2 separate regions of the Homo sapiens genome follow, and region 1 is linked to region 2. Evidence: chromatin loops called from intact Hi-C (ENCODE). Cell type or tissue: PC-3. All regions are shown on one strand. Links, peaks and the distances in the headings refer to the core of each region. The heading gives the core; the rest is flanking DNA. Region 1 overlaps GCC2-AS1 (GCC2 antisense RNA 1). Region 2 overlaps LIMS1 (LIM zinc finger domain containing 1).

Region 1 (8,685 bases), core at 1-8,000, 70 kb before region 2:
CTGGGACTACAGGCGCCCGCCACCATGCCCGGCTAATTTTTTGTATTTTTAGTAGAGACGGGGTTTCACCGTGTTAGCCAGGATGGTCTCGATCTCCTGGAGGTAATTAATTTCTTTGGATGTTTGGACTAGGATATGGGGAGAGACAGAGCAGAAAGAGAAACACAGATGCCACAAGAAGGAGGAACAGAGCTAACCCTGCATAGGACTGGACACAGCAGCCAGACCAAGAGAGGCATCTAGTGAGAAGCAGCTCTTCAGCCCTGGGCCTGGTGCACACATCACTCCTTGGTTTCTAAGAACCAAATTTGGCCCAGCACAGTGCCTCATGCCTGTAATCCCAGCACCTTGGGAGGCCAAAGCGGGTAGATCATGAGGTCAAGAGATCAAGACCATCCTGGCCAACATGGTGAAACCCCATCTCTACTAAAAACACACAAAAAATCAGCTGGGCATAGTGGTGTGCACCTGTAGTCCCAGCTACTTGGGAGGCTGAGGCAGGAGAATCACTTGAACCCGGGAGGCAGAGTCCAGTGAGCCAAGATCACACTACTGCACTCCAGCCCGGTGACAGAGTGAGACTCCGTCAAAAAAAAGCCAAATTCATACAGTCCCTGAGGAGTGGGAACTGATGCACATCTCTTGTATACAATAAGCTATGCTTGTGCTCTGAACGGTGTAAGATTGAGAATTGTATTCCTTTAAAGAAAGTTCGGCAGAACTGTAACTGAATTACTAACAAGGCACTGAGAAGGCATACCATACTTTGTATTCTTTTTAAAGTCCCTGTTAGGTGGTGGTGTAGCTGGAAGTGTATAGTATTGAGGATGTAAAGTTTCCCCTAAAAAATTTTTGGTATTTGGCGAATGGCATAACACATCAAAAAATTGGTTGTATCATATGATTAAATTGCAACGTGATGATTTCAACTTGGTGGAAGACTTCTGCTTCGTCTTGGTATCTGAAAATCCCCTTTGCTTCAAACTTAATACACACCAAGGAGAACAACCTGATACAAGTTTGCAAGTGTCTTTGAGCTAATGGTTTTTCGTGGGTATTAAAAAGCATTGGGTTATTTATGTATAATTACGTAGAAAGAAAATGTTCCATTCAAGATACGGTTACACGAAAAGGCATCTAGTTGGGACCTTCAAATTATTACTTATATACCTACAGAAAATTCCTATAAATAGGCCGGGCGCGATGGCTCACACCTGTCATCCCGGCACTTAGGGAGGCCAGGGTGGGCAGATCACCTGAGGTCAGGAGTCCAAGACCAGCCTGGCCAATATGGTGAAAACTTGTCTCTACGAAAAATACAAAAATTAGCCAGGCATGTTGGCCCATGCCTGTAGTCCCAGCTACTCAGCAGGCTGAGGTAGGAGAATCACTTGAACTCGGGAGGGGAGGCTGCAGTGAGCCAAGATCACACACCACTGCACTCCAGCCTGGGCAACAAAGTGAGACCCCCATCTCAAATAAGGAAAGAAAATTCCTATGAAGAAACACTATACCTCTGAGTTTCAATAATAGAGATGATTAACCCAGTTTCCCTGCAAGGATGTGCTCACTGTGAACAGATGTAGTGGTTACCACTCCAGATGTCTGCCTAGCATTTGAGACAACAGTCCCTGTCACCCCTGCCTCTCTCTGGGAACTTCTGCCCCACCACCATACAGAGGGGCAGTAGGCCCAGCCATAATCAACTGAAACAGATACAGAGTTATGACCTGAGCCTAGGCAATTAGGTTTTCTCAGGAATATGGATCTGGGACTAAAGAACTCAGCATCTTCCTGTGACTGGAATTGTAGCATGTAAGTACAGAAGCTTTGGAGTGCCCAGAAAGAGCAGAGAAAGCCAGCCAAGAGAGTGCCAGGTTTAAGTTGACAGAAGAGGTCAACAAAATCGTGAAGTGAGTGTTCTGGGGACCTGAGAGTCAAGGGACTGGATTCTGTACAATGTCTCTGCATCATCATAGTAAACTTTCTACACATGCTTTGAAAGTAAATATCAGATAATTTGGAGCACAGTATAATGGTAAAGTATAAAATGTGAACTTACACAAGTACACCACAATTTCCGCCTCACTGACGAATAACTTGGGGCATGTTCTTCTTGACTGCTCGGAGCCCCCATTTCTTTATCTGTAAAAAGGAAATAAATTACATAGCTGTGAGTTATTGGATGACATCATAAAACCCAGCACAGAGGGCTGGACGCGGTGGCTCACGCCTGTAATCCCAGCACTTTGGGAGGCCACGGTGGGCGTATCACGAGGTCACGAGATCGGGACCATCCTGGCTAACATGGTGAAACCCTGTCTCTACTAAAAATACAAAAAATCAGCCAGGTGTAGTGGCGGGTGCCTGTAGTCTCAGCTACTTGGGAGGCTGAGGCAGGAGAATGGCGTGAACCCAGAAGGCAGAGCTTGCAGTGAGCCAAGATTGCACCACTGCACTCCAGCCTGGGCAACAGAATAAGACGCCATCTCAAAAACAAACAAACAAAAAAAAGCCAGCACAGAGTAGGCATGCCAGCATTCTCTCCCTTCTCAGCCTGCAAAAAGATTTATCAATTTACCTCATTTTCTTCTGTTCCTTGTTCTGACCTCAGTGCATGACCCATAGCACCAAGTGTTACTGTCGTTTATGAGTGAACAATTGAGTTAATAAGGAAATAAATTGAATGTTTTCTAACATTTTGACCTTAACTTATTTTTTAAAACTTTGTACCTCCCAGAGCTGGGAAGAGATTCCAGATTTCCCGACTTAGTCCAGAATGATGACTAATGCTGGACTTCGTCTATAGCTCTTATTGAAATGTCAGAAAACATTTTTTTCCCCAAAAACTATTAACTGATAAATTTATAGCATCAAACTGCATTTTTTAAAGGAGGCTTTTTGTTTTTTCTTTTTTGAGAGAGAGAGAGTCTTGCTCTGTCAACCCAGGCTGGAGTGCCTTGGCATAGTGTCAGTTCTCTGCAATCTCTGCCTCCCGGTCTCAGGTGATTCTCCTGCCTCAGCCTCCCAAGTAGCTGGGACTACAGGTGTGCACCACCACATCCAGCTAATTTTTGTTTGTTTGTTTTTGGTAGAGACGAGGTTTTGCCATGTTACCTAGGCTGATCTTGAACTCCTGGACTCAAGTGATCCACCCACCTCGGCCTCCCAAAGTGCTGAGATTTCAGGTGTGAGCCACCACACCTGGCCAAAAGAGACTTTTTTTTTTTTTTTTTTTTGAGACGAGTGTCGCTCTGTCGCCAGGCTGGAGTACAGTGGCATGGTCTCAGCTCACTGCAACCTCCACCTCCTGGGTTCAAGTGATTCTCCTGCCTCAGCCTCCGGAGTAGCTGGGACTACAGGCACGGGCCACCACGCCCGGCTAATTTTTTGTATTTTTAGTAGAGATGGAATTTCACTGTGTTAGCCAGGATGGTCTTGATCTCCTGACCTCGTGTTCTGCCCACCTTGGCCTCCCAAAGTGCTGGGATTACAGGCGTGAGCCATCGCGCCCAGCCCATGCGCAGCTAATTTTTTTTTTTTTTTGGATTTTAGTAGAGACAAGGTTTCACCATGTTGCCCAGGCTGTTCTTGAACTCCTGAGTGCAGGCAATCCGCCCACCTCACCCTCCCAAAGTGCTAGGATTACAGGTGTTTGGTTTTTTGTTTGGTTTTCAAGCAACCTTTCTAAATTTTGCTATGCTCACTCTTTCTTCACATGTTGGTACTGGCTAGATACAGATTTTGCTTTCCTATTGGAGACTTTTGAGAGCTGGCTATCCCCTCTTGCTCCTTTTCTTTTTTCTCTTCCCTACTTCCAAGTTTCTTGCTCTTTTTCTTACCCCATAAGTTACCAGAAATTCATACGCCCTTGAGAGCGCTTTTTGTTTGAACTTCAGTCTTTGGTTTCATCAACTTTTCTAAGGAAATTGATCTGTTAATGAAAGTTGGCTTGCTTGACTTCAGAATATCTGTATTATTCAGTGATATGTGTTTTTCTGGTTGCTTTGTTTGAGCACAGTGTAAATATCACCCATTGCATAGCTTTGGCAGTGACATAAATCTAGCAGCGTAAGATTGAGAAAAGCTAGAAGTCCCACCACAGATTGTATTTCAGTGAAAGGGATTCTTTTTAACTGCTTATAAAACTAAAGAAAACTTATAAACATGGAAAACAATTATTAAACCCACCATATGCTCATACTGATATTAAATGGTGTGCCGGATTCTAGTAAGAGTTACCTTTTGGTAAGAGCACTGCTTGTTAACTATAGTTGATTGCTTTAGATGTCTAGTGTGTACACAAAAGCATGAATTTTATTCCTTATAACCAAAGTAGAAACCTACTCTGAGCAATTTGACAAAAGGTTTACATTATTTATTTTAGTGTTGTTTAAGATTACAGTAAGATGCAATTCCCAAAGAGTGAAATATAAGGCTGGGCGTGGTGATCACGCCTGTAATCCTAACACTTTGGGAGGCTGAGGCGGGTGGATCACCTGAGGTCAGGAGTTCAAGACCAGCCTGGCCAACATGACGAAACCCCGTCTCTACTAAAAATACAACAATTAGCCAGACGTGGTGGTGTGCACCTGTAATCCCAGCTACTAGGGAGGCTGAGGCAGGAGAATCACTTGAACCTGGGTGGGGCAGAGGCTGGAGTGAGCTGAGATCATGCCATTGCACTCCAGCCTGGGCGCACTCTGAAAAAAAAAAAAAAAGTGCAATACAACTTTTCACAAAATATGGAACTGTGGTAGTCTAGAACAACGTCTCAATATACCTCCTACACTAAGTATAATAGTAAATATCTGTATTTGGTGGCATAATATGCTCTTAGTGTAAACCAAAAACACATGCTGAGCATTGGACATTGTCCAATGTTTAATTCATATGATTCATTCTGAGTTTCTGACTGAGATCATTCTTTCAGACTATGTCTATTTGTCCTGGGACCCATAAAATATGCAGCCCTAACATGATTTCATTTTTGTTTCCTTTCCTGGAAAAGGAGAAATCATTCAGATCAGCTTTCATATTGCCTTATAGACAATGACTTCAAAATAGTTTGAAAGGGACTCCTTTGTTCTAGAACTGCTCTAACACAGTAGCCACTAGCCACATGTGGCTATTGAAAGATTGAAATGTGGTTATTCCAAATCAGGATGTACAGTAAATATAAAATACACACCAGATTTCAAAGGCTTACATGAAAAAAGTAATGTGAAATATCTCACTAGTAGTTTTTATAGTGATTACATGTTGAAATTTTAACATTGTGAACATATTAGTTTAAATAAAATATATTGTGAAAATTAATTTCATGTTTCTATTTACTTTTGATAAAAGTACTACTAGAGGCTGGGTGTGTTGGCTCACTTCTGTAATCCCAGCACTTTGGGAGGCTGAGGTGGGAGGATCACGAGGTCAGGAGACCGAGACCATCCTGGCTAACACGGTGAAACCCCGTCTCTACTAAAAACACAAAAAATTAGCCAGGCGTGTTGGCAGGCGCCTGTAGTCCCAGCTACTAGGGAGGCTGAGGCAGGAGAATGGCGCGAACCCGGGAGGCGGAGCTTGCAGTGAGCCGAGATCGTGCCACTGCACTCCAGCCTGGGCTTCAGAGCGAGACTCCGTCTCAGAAAAAAAAAAACACTACTAGCACATTTTTAAATTACTTGTAGTGATCTCATTTGTACCACATTACATTTCAATCGTATACTGCTTTTCTAAAGAGTCACTGCTAAGCCCTGAAATTAACTCCAAATACCTCCCTGGAATACAGTGCCAAGGCAGGGGCTTCCTTGAACTTCAACCTCTAAAACTAAGCAAGAATTGAGAAATATCTTCTGATTTGAAAAATATTCACTCCCCAATCCTAATACATCAATTACATATTATTTGGGGGCTAACTAAGCTCCTATTTTAAAATGTAAATTGAAGAAATTAGGCCAGAGTCACTCCCATCTTAGTGCCAGTCATATAATCAGATAATTAGATTGCTCTTTCCCTAAAGCCTGTTTAGTTTTCTTGTTTGCTGGTTTTGTTGTTGTTGGGTTTTTTAATTTGTTTTTGTTGTTGTTGTTGTTGTTTTTGAGATGGATACTCACTGTGTCACCCAGGCTAGAGTGCAGTGGCATGATCTCTGCTCACTGCAACCTCCAACTCCTGGGTTCAAGCGATTCTCCTGCCTCGGCCTCCTGAGTAGCTGGGACTATAGTTGCATGCCACCACGCCCGTCTAATTTTTTTGGGTTTTTTTGTTTTTTTTGTTTGTTTTGAGACAGAGTCTCACTGTTTCCCAGGCTGGAGTGCAGTGGCACGATCTCGGCTCACTGCAACCTCCACTTCCGAGGTTCAAGCAATTCTCCTGCCTCAGCCTCCCAAGTGGCTGGGACTACAGGTGCATGCCATTATGCCTGGCTAATTTTTTGTATTTTTAGCAGAGATGGGGTTTCGCCATGTTGGCCAAACTGGCCTCAAACTTCTGGCCTCAGGTGATCCACCCGTCTCAGATCAAAGTGCTGGGATTACAGGCATGAGCCACCACTCACAGCTCGCTAAGGCCTTTTGCCAAGACAAATTAGCTCTTAGAGAACCACAGGATTCCTTTTGTAATGTATTACAAACTAAAGTCTTACCTACTCTTGAAGAGTAGAAAACATGAAAAAGTTCTATGTTAGCCCTTAGAATAATTAAAAATTCATAAGCTCTGAAATAAATACAGGTAATAAAATCATTGCATATGACAAAACAAAGTTTAAATTGGCGTTTGTAAACTCTGCATGAAAGCCAGGTTTCTCACTACTAGAAAAAGAAAAAAAGTTATAAATAAGCCAAGGAGAATTCCAGAATGAATCCTGTGGTGCCAAATATATGTTAACTACAAGGAATAACAGTGACCTTACACTGGAAACACCGTAACCATGGGCCAAGGTTAAAGATATAACAGCTTTCTCACACCCCTTGCACAGCTACCCCCAATGTTAACATAACTGTTAACAAATTATCAAAACTAAGAAATTAGTCTTGGTATAGTATCACTAACTAAACTCCAGACCTCAGTCAGGTTTTCCCAGTCTTTACTTCAGTGTCCTTCCTCTGTTTCAGGATTCAATCCATGATCCTTGACACTTGGTACTTTGTCAGATGTCCCGCTGTATGGGTTTGTTTGATGTTTTCCCATGATTAGGGATAGACACTGCAAGACTCAGAGCTACTTTACAAAGAAGCCTCTAGGGAGCTCCCCAGAGAAGACAGGGGAGACAACACAGGGACACTAGAGGAAATTTTAGCCTCTGACATCCATGACTATATAGCAAAGAGTAAACAAAGCCTAACTCCTAGCCAGAGAAACACAAAATCTCATACTAAAGCCTTATTTAACTCAGTTCCTTTCACCCAGTACATCATATACAGCCTCAAACAAAAAATTACAAAGCATACTAAAAGACAAGAAACCCCACACTTTGAAGAGACAGAGGAAGCATCAGAACCAGACTCAGATATGAAAGAAATATTGGAAGTATCCAACCAGGAATTTAAAATAACTAAGATTAACATGCTAGGGGCTCTAATGTAAAAACGGCATAACATGCAAGAACAGATGGGTAATGTAAGCAAAGAGATAAAAACACTAAGAAGAAATAAAAATGAAATACTAGAAATAAAAAACACCATAACAGAAATGAAGAATGCCTTTGATGGGTTCATCAAAAGAATGGATATGGCCAATGAAAGAATCAGTGAGCTCGAAGAGATGTCAATAGATACTTCAAAAGCGGACACACAATGAGAAAAAAGAATGAAAAAGAAAAAACAGAACAAGAGTCAAGAACTGTGAGACAATTACAAAAGGTGGAACGTGGAGACTTTTTGGAAATACCAGAAAGAGAAGAAAAAGAGAAAGAAAGCTGGGCATGGTGGCTCAGGCCTATAATCCCAGCACTTTGGGAGGCCGAGGCGGGCAGATCACAAAGTCAGGAGATTGAGACCATCCTGGCTAACACGGTGAAACCCTGTCTCTACTAAAAATACAAAAAATTAGCGGGGCATGGTGGCAGGTGCCTGTAGTCCCAGCTACTTGGGAGACTGAGGCAGAAGAATGGTGTGAACCTGGGAGGCAGAGCTTGCAGTGAGCTGAGATCATGCCACTGCACTCCAGCCTGGGCAACAGTGCAAGACTCCGTCTCAAAAAAAAAAAAAAAAAAAAAGAAAAAAAGAGAAAGAGAAAGAAACAGAAGAAACATCTGAAGCAACAGTGACTGAAAATTTCCCCAAATTAATGATAGATAACGCTATGGTCTGAATGTTTGTGTCTCCTCAAAAGTTATATTGAAACTTAATCCTCAATATGATAGTACTGAGGTGGGGCTTTTGGGAGTCAATCAGGTTATGAGGGCTCTATCCTCAGGACAGAGATTAATGCACTTATGAAAGAAGCCCCAGGGAATTAGCTAGCCCCTGACACCATGTGAGGACAAAGCCAGAATGTGTCATCTATGAGGAAGCAGGGCCTCACCAGACACGGCTAAGTGCCTTGGTCTTGGACATCACAGCCCCTAGAACTGTGAGAAATAAATTTCTGTTGTTTATAAACTCTCCAGTTTATGATATTTTTGTCACAGCAGCCCAAATGAACTAAGGTAGACATAAAGGAACAGATCCAGGAAGCTCAAAAAACACC
Region 2 (8,782 bases), core at 407-8,406:
CTTATATTTGAATTTTCACCTTTATAATTTTAAAAAATCTATTCTGTAGCCCTGAGATTTGGACAAAATGGTAATTATGTTATTTTATGGATATTAAAGCTGAATATAAAGAATTTTTATCGAACCAAGATGTCACAGCTCTTATAGTAAGTGGCATGATTAAGACTATAATTTTACTTGTACTCAGTGTACCTTCTACCACTATATAATGTTTCCAAGCATATGAACTTATTACTAGTCTGTATCTATGGTTTTCAGTGATGTTAAATGTGTTTTTAAAAATTTTATTAATATGTAATACACAAGAGTGCAAAAATCTTAAGTGCACAACTTAGGAATTTTCACAAAGCAAAAGCATGGTCAAATGATTTGGACTATGAATTAATATTAAAATACAATGAATTTAATATTGGATGCCTAGAGTCTCTTGATTCCAGAGAAATACATTTATTTTTAAACTTGTGTTACACTTCCCTGAATACTCATTTGAAGTGTTTCTGATTTCCTCATTTGCTCATTTGTTTGACAGTATTCACAGCGAGCCTGCCCTCTGCCAGGCATGACTGGCATGGGGCACAGCTGTGAACAGGAATCATCACTTGTAACTTGAGGTCAGACTAAAGGACACAGGCAAATTCCTGTGGAGCAAGAGGGCCTTCCGGAGAACTTCCCAGAGGAAGCGACCTCTTGACTGAGTCCGAGTGTGAATGGGAATCATCCCAAGAAGAGTTTAGGGAGGAAGGCAAGAGGCACCAGGCCAGGAGGGCTGTTGAGATGTGACAGGCAGATCCGCAGGGCTGCAGCCTGTGCAGTGAGGGCTGGAGCTGGGGGATGCCGGGTGGGAGCAAGGACAGCCAGGTCCGTTTTTACTGGCACTGTAGTTTCCTTGATTATCAACAACAGGAATAGACTCAGGCAAACAGAAGCTTCAAAGAAATTTACTGGAAAAATACTGGGGTTGCTCCCAGAATTGAAGAATGGGCTGAACTTACAGGTCTCTGAGAAGGGCAAACAACTAGGGCTTTCCCGGTGTCTCTGCAGAACTTGTGGGATGTCTCTATAGAGCAGTGCTCTGAGTTGACTTCCTCTAACTGCAGGGTGTTAGTCTCTACTCAGATTTCTAGTCTTTGAGAAATAGTATCTGATTAACTTAGTTCAAGTCCATAGTCCAAATGGACCAGGACCAGTCATTGTGGCCAGAGGATAGGAAGAAGCACCATGCCTAGTCAATCAAGGTAGGTGACTGTTAGGTGGTCAGGACAACTAGATCTGTTACCTGAAACAGAGAGTGGACGACATGGGTACCCATGTGGATGACATGACCACCCAGAAGGCAGTGTTACGGTAGCTCAGAGAAGAGGTGGTTTGGGAACAGTGATTAGGAAAGAGGGATGTTCAGAGGCCAGTTACAAGGCTGTTGCATTAATCCACATAGGAGGTGATGGTGCCAGAAGTAGATGCAGCCTGTACAGATATAAAGTAGTAAATCGATTCAGAAACAGTTAAGAGGCAGAGAAGAAAGGACTTTGCAGCTGGACATTGGGAGGTGTGTGAGGATGATTAAGTTGTTGAAGATGACTCTCAGGTTTCTCGCTTGGACTAGAACCATTGTGTTCATAGTGGTCCCTTGCATGGAGGAGAGAGAGTTTCAGGAGGGGGATGGGGCTTTCATTCAGTTATGAAGTAATAAGTTGGAGTATCTAAGCAGACCACATTTAATTTAAGAACACTTGGGTATGAACAACACTTCCCCATTAAATTACTTGTGGGGTTCCAGCTCTGCCATCAGGGCCCTCTCACTCCAGCATCGTGGCCTCTGCCAAGGTTGTTACTCTCTTTTTGTGTCCCTGGGCTGCTGAAATCTTCTCACCGTATTGCCATGGAATTTGTAACGTGCTTCCTTCTGCTTCCCTACCTTAGGCAGGTTTGGGTCTGAGTGGGTTTTGGAATGAGTATTGTTAAAGGAAGTTAAAATGAAGACCAGGCCTGTGAAATCTCTGAGCGCACAAAACCAGTTAGGCCTTATATGTTACCTCAGCCTTGCTTAAATTGCAGACATAAGCAGAACAAGTAGAGTCATTTTGATAAATGTTTATGTTAGAAGTAAAACTTAACCCCCGCCAGTCGTAAGCTGCCAACTAACATATGACTAAGTGACTAGGGGCTTTCCAACAAGGTACCTAAAAAAAGGCAATTCTGTAATTTCAAATCAATCAAATAATTTCTTTATTTTGCTTCTACGTTTCCCAGTAAATACTTGTCTCTGACTTTTTGTCATTGGGACACTAAAACTTTTTTCGTCTGGTGTTCCCCAATTCATGAATTGCTTCTTACTCAAATAAACTCTTTAAAATTGTATTGTTCCTCAGATTTTTCTTTTATAGTAACTTTCCCAAACTCAGAAAGGCCCCCAGAGCTTAGGGGCTTTTAGGACTAAGTGCTGCTATTTAGGGCTCTTTCTTAGATGTTATTATGTTTAGAAGAGGCTTGCTATAGGCTGGGCACGGTGGCTCATGCCTGTAATCCTAGCACTTTGGGAGGCCGAGGCAGGCAGATCACCTGAGGTCAGGAGTTCAAGACCAGCCTGACCAACGTGGTGAAACCCCATCGCTACTAAAAATACAAAATTACTCGGGAGTGGTGGCGCATGCCTGTAATCCCAGCTACTAGGGAGGCTGAGGCAAGAGAATTGCTTGAACCCAGGAGGCAGAGGTTGCAGTGAGCCAAGATTGTGCCATTGGACTCCAGCCTGGGCAACAAGAGTGAAACTCCATCTCAAAAAAAAAAAAAACAAACAAAAAATACTTGCTATATGATGACACTGTTTTCTTGATATAGTCAGAGTTTGAAAATATTTCAAGTTGGGGACTTCTTTGATTAAAATGTAAAGTTGATAAATGAATTTAGTTACAGTGCTTTAGTTTTACTAGTATTCAATGTTGTGTGATATTGATGAGTTAAGTCAAACCCTGACAAGCGGTTCCCTTAGGTACTTCAGTGAGTACTTCTAGCATTAATGCTTAATGGCCTCAGAAATCCTCTGGGTCTGTCGTCCTCAGCAGATCTGAAACTGTTCCCTAAGGAGCAAGTGGGAACTTGTGGAGCATTTTTAGTTTATCTCGATGGTTTCAGGAAAGGGGTACCATAGGCACTAAATGGCCTGAGGCCAGAGATGCTGAATGTCATGAAGTATGCATCCACAGGACTTTGATGCTGGTTAAAAACGTAAGAAAGAAAAACACCTTTGTATAATGATGAACATAGAACCTAACTGTGTTTAGGTTGACATCATCAGGTTTAGGTTGATATCTGTTTCAGATATCATCGGCTGGGCGCAGTGGCTCACACATGTAATCCCAGCACTTTGGGAGGCCAAGGTCGGTGGATCACTTGAGTCCAGGAGTTCGAGACCAGCCTGGCCACATGTTGAAACCCCATTTCTACTAAAAATATGAAAATTTGCTAGGTGTGGTGGCATGTGCCTGCAGTCCCAGCTACTTGGGAGGCTAAGGTGGAAGGATTGTTTGAATCCAGGAGGCAGAGGTTGCAGTGAGCCAAGATCATACCACTGCCTGGGCACTCAAGCCTGGGCAACAGAACAAGATGTTGTCTCAAAATAAAAATAAAAAAGATACCATCATGAAGTACTTTTCAACAGTTTCAATAAGCACTAAGTTTTCTGGGAATGCCATGAAATTATAAATTGAGTGAAGGATGAAATTTGCTTGGACTTTATGCTTTATTTTCATAGGTGGTACTAACATTACCACCTATGAACATTTTGCCCTTAATTGTTCCTTTATATTCTATTTAGAAACTCAAATCCTTTAAGACAATGGTTAGAATATATTAAAAAGGGGTGTTTTTTGTTGTTTTTTTGTTTTGTTTTGTTTTTTAGATGGAGTTTCATTCTTATTGCCCAGGCTGGAGTGCAGTGGCGTGATCTCAGCTCACTCCAACCTCTGCCTCCCGAGTTCAAGCAATGCCTCAGCCTCATGAGTAGCTGGGATTACAGGCGCGCACCACCACGCCTGGCTAATGTTTGTATTTTTTTTTTTTTTTTAGTAGAGAGGGGTCTCACCATGTTAGGCAGGCTGGTCTCGAACTCCTGACCTCAGATGATCTGCCCGCCTAGGCCTCCCAAAGTGCTGGGACCACAGGCGTAAATCACCACGCCTGGCCCAAAGGGTTTTGTTTTTAAATGAGAGATGGTTAGTAAACTAATGTTTTCCTGAGTGACATAGGGCATATACATAGAGATGAGCATATACATAGAGATGAGTATGATGAACATTTGGGGTTATAAATGACTTTCATAACAAGGACCTATGAAGAGTATATAAAGGTGGAGACACTGATTAGCACTTGATAGATTGGGTAAATCAAGTTAGGTGAAATTATCCCAGATTTTTTTAAAGTCCCGGGAGGAAAAGATACGCAAGTGTATTGGGCATTGAACAAATTTTTTAAATAAAGATCTATGTCCATTCAGAATAGTCTGTGGAAAGCATTTATCCTGTTATTTTGTTGTTGCTGTTTCTTTTTTTTTTTTTTGAGATGGAGTCTTACTCTCGCTCAGGCTGGAGTGCAGTGGTGTGATCTCAGCTTACTGCAACCTCTGCCTCCTGGGTTCAAGCGATTGTCCTGCCTCAGCCTCCCGGGTAACTGGGACCACAGGCGCCCACCACCACGCCTGGCTAACTTGTATTTTTTAGTAGAGATGAGGTTTCACCATGTTGGCCAGGCTGATTTTGAACTCCTGACCTCAAGTGATCTGACCGCCTCGGCCTCCCAAAGTGCTGAGATTACAGGCGTGAACCACTGCACCTGGCTGTTGTTGCTGTTTCTATGTGAGACTGATAAAGGACAAAAAGAAGATGGCAAGGGATGGATGGAAAAGGCTGGTTCTTCTCTCAGGGTTCCCAGACCATAGCTGGAGATAACCCAGGGTTGTAGCTCCATCTGCTGGAGAGAAGCAAACCCACTCTTACATAGTCTATAAATGAAAGTGATCTCTCCACAATCACAGTGAGCCAGCCTGTGTTTGCTAAGCACTTGCTGTGCACTGTGTAACACTTTGTCAGGCTTAGGGTAACAGAGGAAAAACATAGACATGTTCCCTGTTCCCACCATGCTTAGCTCTGAGAGGCCTTCTGCTGTCAAGAAGACTTATTTTAGCTGGTGTGCTTTTGCATTCTAGGTTTCCCCCTAGACTTTTCCTTGGGTGACTTTTAAAGCCACGTAACCTCATTCTGAGCTTCCTGTTCCTTATTAGAGGTAAGGAATAACAGTGCCCCTCCTATAGGCCTCAGTTTAGCTAAACTTTATTAAGTATCTAGTGTGTCTGCTAGGCAGAGGCCCAAGGAGCATAAAGATGAGTAGGAATCTAGTCCCTGCCCTCCACAAGGTTAGAAACAGGAGCTCATAAAATGATCCTCGCGGAGTAAATGAGAATGTATAACGGGATCCCTGAGGAGGAGTGCGGGATCCAGGCAGGAGAGTCGACTAGGAAGGTATGGACAGGTTTTCTGAGTTGTTTGAGGATGTGAGCATTAGCGAAGGGAAGCCCTTCCCAGCCGAGGTCAGCGTGAGCAGCAGCATGGAGATGAGGGCCTGTGTGGTATGTGTATGTCCCTCTTAGGCTGTGTAAAGTGAGCGGCAGGAAGTGTCCAGGGATGAGGGTTTGGGGACATAGATGGAGCCAGGTAGGGCCTGGAGCAGTAGCTCACGCTTGTAATCCCAGCACTTCGGGAGGCCAAGATGGGCAGATCATTTGAGGTCAGGAGTTCGACACCAGCCTGGCAACATGGTGAAACCCTGTCTCTACCAAAAATACAAAAATTAGCCGAGCGTGGTGGCACGTGCCTGTTGACCCAGCTACTTGGGAGGCTGAGGCAGGAAAATGACTTGAACGTAGGAAGTGGAGGCTGCAACGAGCTGAGATCACTCCATTGCCCACCAGCCTGGGCAACAGAGCATGACTCCGTCTCAAAAAAAAAAAAAAAAAAAAAGGCGGGGCCAGGCGATATAGGGTTTTGTGTGTTACCTTAAGGGATGCTGACTGTCCTCAGTGCAGTAGAGAATTTAAGCAGGGTAGTGATAGCAGGTTCCTTAGACCGCTTGCTGGCTGTGTCTGTTGGATTTGATTGAAGGGGACCAGGCTGGAGACAGGGACTCCATCTAGGAGGCTGCGGCATGCCTGCTTGGATAACGTCGCCATGCCTGAGAGAGGGCACATTAAGATGAAGAATTGGATTTAGGCATGGTGGGGAGGGGAGTTTATTTTAGGCATCATGAGTTTGAGTTGCCTGTGACGATATCTGTATGGAGACATCAGCAGACAATTTGATGTATGATTGCGAAGTTTAAGAAGGTCCAGCCAGTGCCACTAACAGGGAGGAAGTAGTTGAGCCATGAGATTTGTTGAAGTCATCAGGGAGAATGTGCGCAATGAGAGGAGCAGAAAGCCAAGGTCAGGCTGGGGAGTAGCCATACCTACAGCCAGGCAGAGGCTCTTGCAAAAGAGATGGTGATGGGATGACAAGAGGGATAAAAGTACGGTGGTCTGGAAGCCAAGGGAATAGAAAATTCCCAGGAAAGCATCATTTAAAAATGTCAAATGTAAGATAAGGACTGAAAAATGCCTTCTGGATTTGGCTTTTAAGAGCTGTGACTGTAAGAGGTGTTTCCAGATTGCAGTAGGTTGATGAGTAAATAGGAGTTGAGATAACTTTTAGAAAATGGTGTCTGAGGCCGGGCGTGGTGGCTCATGCCTGTAATCCCAGCACTTTGGGAGGCCGAGGCAGGCGAATCATGAGGTCAGGAGATCGAGACCATCCTGGCTAACACGGTGAAACCCCATCTTACTAAAAATACAAAAAATTAGCCGGGTGTTGTGGAGGGTGCCTGTAGTCCCAGCTACTCCGGGGGCTGAGGCAGGAGAATGGCGTGAACCCAGGAGGCGGAGCTTGCAGTGAGCTGAGATTGCGCCACTGCACTCCAGCCTGGACGACAGAGCGAGACTCCGTCTCAAAACACAAAAAAAAACAAAAAAACAAACAAAAAAAGAAAATGGTGTCTGAAAAGAGAGAGCTGTGATGGTAGCTGGAGAGTGACTCAAGATAGACTCATTTTAACGTAGCAGAAACTGGAGCCTATTTACAAACTCTTCGGGGGAAAGAGCCCAAAAAGAAGGAAAGTGGCTGTCTGGATGTGAGTTTATGGACTGACATCAAACAGACCTTGTTGGGACTGAAGGCCTGAAGAGTAAGCATATAGGTGGGAGGTAGTTGAAAGAGAACTTTCCAGATAAACTGTTTTCTTCATGAATAAGTAATAAAGTAATATCTGCTGAGAGAAGAAAGGGATGAGGTCGATTACGAGAAGACCTTCAAGCATGGTACGTCCTTATGCGAGTGGCGCATGGCTTCAAGAGGAGGGTTGATGGGACCCATCCATGAGTAGAGAAGTTAACAACAATGCCAGTCTGCCCAGGATGTTCTGCTGGGACTCAGAAAAACATCCAGTTTCCTTCCTTTAGATTTTAACTGCAGCATCACGAGCTGCCTTCCTAGAGGGAATTTTGTATTTTGGGGCTGTAGCTCAGAAGACTTCCATTCTCTTTTCCCTCTCCCAAGAGAGATCGCAGCTGCTTCCCGGGGTTTATGTCCATGACATAGGACTGTCCCTGCTGGGAATGGGGGAGGGAACTGCTTCCCACTCGAAAGCAGCCTTTTCACTTCCAGCTTCCATCTGCCTTCCACTCCCACCTCCCAAAATAAAGTAAATAAATCAAAGCCAGAAAAACATTCTGGCTGGAATTTTATTACATTCAGTATTGTGTGAGAGCTCCCAAACTAGCTGGGACCGTTGGATTTCAGAGTACGTGAAGGTGAAGCCTGTGAGGTTCCCCCAGGAGTGCTGGGCAGAACCCTGAGTTTTAGAACTCCCTCTGCCTTTAGCTTGTCTTGGATGTGCTTTTCCACTCTTTCAAGCACTAAACCCTTCCCTGTAAATAGTCACCTGCCAGGGTGCCCTCAGGTTATAGCTTGTCACCAGCTCTAAGAGTGGCTAGTACCCAGTCTCAGTGTTGGATAACAAGCAAAAGTGATGAGTTGTTTTCTTGGGGTTTGTGTGTGTGTGTGTGTGTGTGTGTGTGTGTGTGTGTGTGTGTGTGTGTGTTTGGTTTGTTGTGGTGGTATGTTTTTGTTTTTGTTTTTTCAGAGACATGGTCTCCCTATGTTGCCTAGTCTGGGCCTGAACTCCTGGGCTCAAGTGATCTCCTATGTCGGCCTCCCAGAGCACTGAGATTACAGGCAAGTGTAAGCCACTGCACCTGGCCGTTTTCTTGTTTTTAAAGATTAACCTCAGGCCCTAGTTATGTTACCATCCTAGAAATGCAGTTATCCTAAAAATGATTCCTCTATAATAAAGGAATTGGGTAAAGGAGCTTTCTTGCTGTATTTTCAGTGAATTCAGGCAAGGACACCCTCATTCATGGAAGGGGAAGGCTGAATTAATTGCTCTCAAGTTCTTTCTTACCTTCAACTAAATTAGATCCCTTTATTCTCCAGTGGAAACTTGGCACTGAGGAGTCCCAGGAGGTGACTCAGTCGGATATGTGAGGCCTTAGCACCACTGGCCTTGCTGCTTCTGCACTGTGTCTGTCAGGGATATCTGGGACAGAAAGAATAATTTCCGCTGCTGGGGCAGCCAGAGCCTGGCGTGCCCGTCCCTAAGCTGGCCTGCACCTTGCCACCGGAAGATGTAGTGTAGAGTAGCT

The links. Peaks named below come from ENCODE experiments on the same cell type or tissue, not always from the same donor. Only the 100,000 strongest peaks of a DNase experiment are listed, where the experiment ranks them.
Region 1: it touches region 2 in a loop (12-fold over the local background); 2 of 110 quality-filtered maps call a loop at or near these places.

What each region holds. Positions count from the first base shown.
Region 1 is chr2:108,509,868-108,518,552 of GRCh38, forward strand. GCC2-AS1 (GCC2 antisense RNA 1) reads right to left here. Exons shown (of 3, transcript NR_135290.1): 2 at 2,063-2,145. Among named protein-coding and RNA genes, the nearest start is that of GCC2-AS1, 20 kb to the right of the region's middle. In PC-3, for the core only: no CTCF peak of the experiment used is centred there; no DNase peak of the experiment used is centred there; H3K27ac peaks cover 997 bases.
Region 2 is chr2:108,579,161-108,587,942 of GRCh38, forward strand. The region is part of intron 1 of LIMS1 (LIM zinc finger domain containing 1); the gene reads left to right. Among named protein-coding and RNA genes, the nearest start is that of LIMS1, 49 kb to the left of the region's middle. In PC-3, for the core only: a CTCF peak has its summit at 4,964 (motif pointing left); a DNase peak (open chromatin) is centred at 4,961; H3K27ac peaks cover 2,028 bases.